2 separate regions of the Homo sapiens genome follow, and region 2 is linked to region 1. A link is an interaction called in ENCODE POLR2A ChIA-PET data of the cell type or tissue named here. Cell type or tissue: B cell. All regions are shown on one strand. Region 1 overlaps EIF4H (eukaryotic translation initiation factor 4H). Region 2 overlaps CLIP2 (CAP-Gly domain containing linker protein 2).

The links. Peaks named below come from ENCODE experiments on the same cell type or tissue, not always from the same donor. Only the 100,000 strongest peaks of a DNase experiment are listed, where the experiment ranks them.
Region 2: POLR2A ChIA-PET joins it to region 1 with 7 read pairs; 8 of 35 experiments call an interaction of 5 or more read pairs at or near these places.

Annotation. Positions count from the first base shown.
Region 1 is chr7:74,196,675-74,199,174 of GRCh38, reverse strand. It overlaps EIF4H (eukaryotic translation initiation factor 4H), which reads right to left. Exons shown (of 7, transcript NM_022170.2): 7 at 2,079-2,500. Among named protein-coding and RNA genes, the nearest start is that of MIR590, 6.7 kb to the right of the region's middle. In B cell, no CTCF peak of the experiment used is centred here; a DNase peak (open chromatin) is centred at 1,468.
Region 2 is chr7:74,387,856-74,390,355 of GRCh38, reverse strand. It overlaps CLIP2 (CAP-Gly domain containing linker protein 2), which reads right to left. Exons shown (of 17, transcript NM_003388.5): 13 at 1,097-1,253. Among named protein-coding and RNA genes, the nearest start is that of GTF2IRD1, 65 kb to the left of the region's middle. In B cell, no CTCF peak of the experiment used is centred here; no DNase peak of the experiment used is centred here.

The DNA of each region.
Region 1 (2,500 bases):
GTCTAGGAAAACCCTTAAGACTGGAAGTGTTCATGAGTCTGTCAACCTCACAAATGAGAAAGTGACTTAAAACATCTCAGCATTGGCCTGGCGTGGTAGCTCATGCTTGTAATCCTAGCACTTTCGGAGGCCAAGGTGGGAAGATCTCTTGAGCTTAGGAGTTTGAGAAGAGTCTGGGCAACATGGTGAAACCTCTACAAAAATTGAAATAGGCCAGGTGCAGTGGCTCACGCCTGTAATCCCAGCCCTTTGGAGGCCAAGGTGGGTGGATCCACCTGAGGTCAGGAGTTTGAGACCAGCCTGCCCAACATGGTGAAACCCCATCTCTACTAAAAACACAAAAATTAGCTGGGCGTGGTGGCATGTGCCTATAATCCCTGCTACTAGGGAGGCTGAGGTGGGAGGATCGCTGGAACCCAAGAGGCGGAGGTTGCAGTGAGCTGAGATTACACCATTGCACTCCACCCTGGGTGGCAGAGCATGACTCTGTCTCAAAGAAAAATAAATACAAAATAAAATAAAATCTTAAAACATCCAGCCAGGCGCAGTGGCTCATGCCTGTAATCCCAGCACTTTGGGAGGCAGAGGCAGGTGGATTACCTGAGGTCAGGAGTTCGAGATCAGCCTGGGCAACACGGTGAAAACCTGTCTCTACTAAAAATGCAAAATTAGCCGCGCGTGGTGGCCCATGCCTATAATCACAGCTACTCAGGAGGCTGAGGCAGGAGAATCGCTTGAACCTGGGAGGTGGAGGATACAGTAAGCCGAGATCGTGCCATTGCATTCCAGCCTGGGCAACAAGAGTAAATCTCCATCTCACCAAAAAAAAAAAAAAAAAAAAAAAAAACAAAAACCAAAAAAACAAAACATCCAGATGTGGCCAGGGTCTGACTTCAGAGAAGCCCAGTGAGCCTGGCCCCAGTGACCAGCTCCCTGGGAAGTCTTCCTTCAGGTTTTAGGCCGTTTCACCACCCTAAAGGCAAGGTCAACCCGTGTTCTAGGTTAATCAGCTCTTCTTGTTCTAGACTTAATCTCTGTTAAGTAATGTCCTTCATTGAGAAAACCAGGCTATTCCCTAGAAATCACCAACTAAAAATAGATGTCAGGGCCAGGCATGGTGGCTTGTGCCTATAATCCCAGCAATTTGGGAGACTGAGGTGGGTGGATCACTTGAGGTCAGGAGTTTGAGACCAGCCTAGTCAACATGGTGAAACCCCATCTCTACTATACAAAAATTAGCTAGGCATGGTGGTGGGTGCCTGTAGTCCCTGATACTTGGGAGGCTGACAAGAGGATCATTTGAACCCGTGAGGCGGAGGCTGCAGTGAGCCGAGATCACGCCACTGCACTCCTGTCTGGGTGACAGAGGGAGACCCTGTCTCTGAAACACCGGTCCTCTCTACCACCTACTCTTGGGTAGAAAGTAGTTGAAGCAAAAGAGTTACTCTAGGCTCCCACCTGAACAGCCCTTGCCTGCCTTACTAAAATTTAGTCGTGGTCCGGGGTCCTCCATCACCAGACAATGCTCCTACCTCAAGGTAGGCAAGGTCTGCCTTGGCCAGGCCCTTCCAAAGTCAGCCAGGACTTTGCCAAACACGCATTCATGCCCCGCACCTTGCCCACTCAGCTCTTCTTTGTCTGCCTAAGTCAATTTTAACACTATCCAATACCAACCTATAGCAGCACCTCCCCAGAGTCAGGATCTGCTGTCAGGAAGCAGCAGCCCTCCCAGCCATGAGGGGCACCTAGAATTTCGTTTACAAGCAGTTGTTAAAAGAAGCCACATGTTGTGTAAATGCTTGATTTCTTCCATCTTGGGAAAAAAATGTTCCTTTACCTAACCAAAAACAGCCAGACTTTCAAGGTTTCTGCCTGGTTGGGAAAAGGACATTTTTAGCAAGTGAGGGGAAAAAATTGGCATCCTATTTCTAATCATCACCAGCTTTTAAAATAACTTCACTCATCCCAGAATTAAAATGACAGGAAGACTCTTCCATTTCAATGGTGCTTCCCAAATTTAAAATTGTTACATTCCATGAGCAGCTAAAAAGAACTCAAAAATAAAGGCAAGCATTAAATATTACGTAAGGTTTTCTTTTATTTAAAAGATCATTCACAAAATACCATATCCATAGATTTACTTTCTGTCATATAGCTGAATGTGTTAAGTGTTTGGAATTCCATTCTTACATTTAAAAGTCAACTGGATTGCCCAGCAGTTTAGATGCATGTGTTTTGTTCTTTATCTTATCCACATTGAAGATGTAAGTAGGTCATCTGAAAGCATCGGGTTTGATTACACCACATAATGCATGTCTTTCTGAAGTTAAGTGTTGGTGTTACACAAATGGTTCTTATCTCAGAAGCAGAGAAGCTGACAGGTGGAAGGAAGGAGAGAGAGTTCTGTGGATTGCTGAGGCCTTGTAACAAGACACAGTAGGAAAAGCCCAGGATGACGGCTGGTGACCAAATACTAAGCACATTCCGCTGGGTGCCCCAG
Region 2 (2,500 bases), 190 kb before region 1:
ACACTTTTTCAGTCTTAATTCTAATATGGTAAATATAGAATAAACAAACAAAAGCTCTTTGGGGATCCTCAATAATTTTTAGGAGTTTAAAGGGGTCCCTGAGACCAAACATTTTGGGGAGGCATTAATCCTTTCTTTCTTTCTTTCTTTCTTTCTTTCTTTCTTTCTTTCTTTCTTTCTTTCTTTCTTTCTTCTTTCTTTCTTTTTCTTTCTTTCTTTCTCTCTCTCTCTCTTTTCTTTCTTTCTTTCTTTCTTTTTTTTTTTTAAAGAGACAGGGTTTTGCTCTATTGCCCCGGCTGGAGTGCAGTGGTATGCCATAGCTGACTGCAGCCTCGAACTCCTGGGCTCAAGAGATCATCCTGCCTCAGCCTCCCAAGTAGCTAGGACTACTGGTGCATACCACCAGGCTTGGCTAATTAAAAGAAAAAAAAAAAACTTTATTATTATTATTTTTTTGAGATGGAGTCTTGCTCTGGTCACCCAGGTTGGAGTGCAGTGGCATGATCTCAGCTCACTGCAGCCTCCTCCTCTCGGGTTCAAGGAATTCTCATGCCCCAGCCTCCTGAGTAGCTGGGACTACAGGCACACACCACTACACCCAGCTAATTTCTGTATTTTTAGTAGAAACAGGGTTTCACCATTTTGGCCAGGATAGTCTTGAACCCCTGACCTCAGGTGATCCGGCTGCCTCGGCCTCCCAAGGTGCTGGGATTACAGGTGTGAGCCACTGCACCCAGCCTAATTTTTTTTTTTTTTTTTTTTTTTTTAGAGATAGGGGTCTCACTATGTTGCCCAGGCTGGTCTTGAACTCCTGGGCTCAATCCTCCTGCCTCAGCCTCCCAAAGTGCTGGGATTACAGGCATGAGCCACTGTGCCTGGCCCTACTCTTTTCTATAAGCTCTGCTTGGAAAACAGTGTAGAGGCTTTGGAGACTTTATCGGAGCTTAGAGGAGAGCAGGGTGATCGCTCGAGATCGGCCACCTGGCCCACCAGCTCTATCCCCCTCTCTGCCCCAAGATAACATGAGCTAATGTCAAGAAGAGGAGCAAGGGCCAGGGCCACAGGGAGGACCCAGCCGGCCCCACGGCCGCCTCACCGCTCCTTCCGCAGCAGCTCCTGGCTGATGAGGACTAGCTGGCCCGAGGCGTCATGGGTCTTCCGGGACACGGTCTCCAGCTCTGCCTCCAGGCGCCGCTTCTCCTTCAGGAGGGCGTCCACCTTCTTCTCGCCTGACTTACACTTGCTCTCCAGCGCTGGGGTCAGCCGGCAGGGAAGGGAGGAAGAGGATTGGGAACACGTGAGCTTCTGTCCCACCCAAGGGCAAAGACCTGGGCAGGGCGCTGATTCTCCCAGGGGATGAAGGTGACATACCCCACTGCATAGTTTTGACGGTTTTTTTAGAGATTGGGTCTGGCTCTGTCACCCAGACTGGAGTACAGTGGCACAATTATAGCTCATTGCAGCCTCCAACTCCTGAGCTCAAGCAATCCTCCTGCCTCAGCCTCCTGAGTAGCTGGGACTACAGGAGTGCACCATCATACCTGGCGGTTTTTTTTTTTTGGAGACAAAGTCTCACTCTGTCACCCAGGCTAGAGTGCAGTGGTACGATCTTGGCTCACTACAACCTCCGCTTCCTGGGTTCAAGCAATTCTTCTGCCTCAACCTCCCAAGTAGCTGGGACTACAGGCATGTGCCACCACACCTGGCTAATTTCTGTATATTTAGTAGAGATGGGGTTCACCATGTTGGCCAGACTGATCTCGAACTCCTGACCTCAAACAATCCACCCAACTTGGCTTCAAAAGTGCTGGGATACAGATGTGAGCCGCGGTGCCCGGCCAAATTTTTTTTTTTTTTTGAGACGGAGTCTTGCTATTGTCGGCCCAGGAGTGCAATGGCATGTTCTCAGCTCACTGCAACCTCCGCCTCCCAGGTTGCAGCAATTCTCCTGCCTCAACCTCCCAAGTAGCTGAGATTACAGGTGCCCACCACCATGCCTGGCTAATTGTTTTTGTGTGTGTGTGTGTGATAGAGTCTCACTCCGCTGCCAGGCTGGAGTGCCATGGCACAATCTCGACTTATTGCAACCTCTACCTCCCGGGTTCAAGTGACTCTCCTGCCTCAACCTCCTGAGTAGCTGGGACTACAGGTGCACGCTACCACGCTCAGCTAATTTTTTTGTATTTTTAGTAGAGACGGGATTTCATCATGTTGGCCAGGCTGGTCTGAAACTCCTGACCTCAGGTGATCTACCCGCTTCGGCCTCCCAAACTGCTGGGATTACAGGCATGAGCCACCATGCCCAGCCCCGGCCAAATTTTTGTATGTTTCATAGAAATGAGGCCTCACAATGTTTCATAGGCTGGTCTCGAACCCCTGGCCTCAAGCAAACCTCCCTCCTCGGCCTCCCAAAGTGCTGAGATTATAGGCATGAGCATCGCTCACGGCCTCCACTGCATAATTTTAAAAGCACCATTGGTCTCAGTTGTCCCTACAAGCC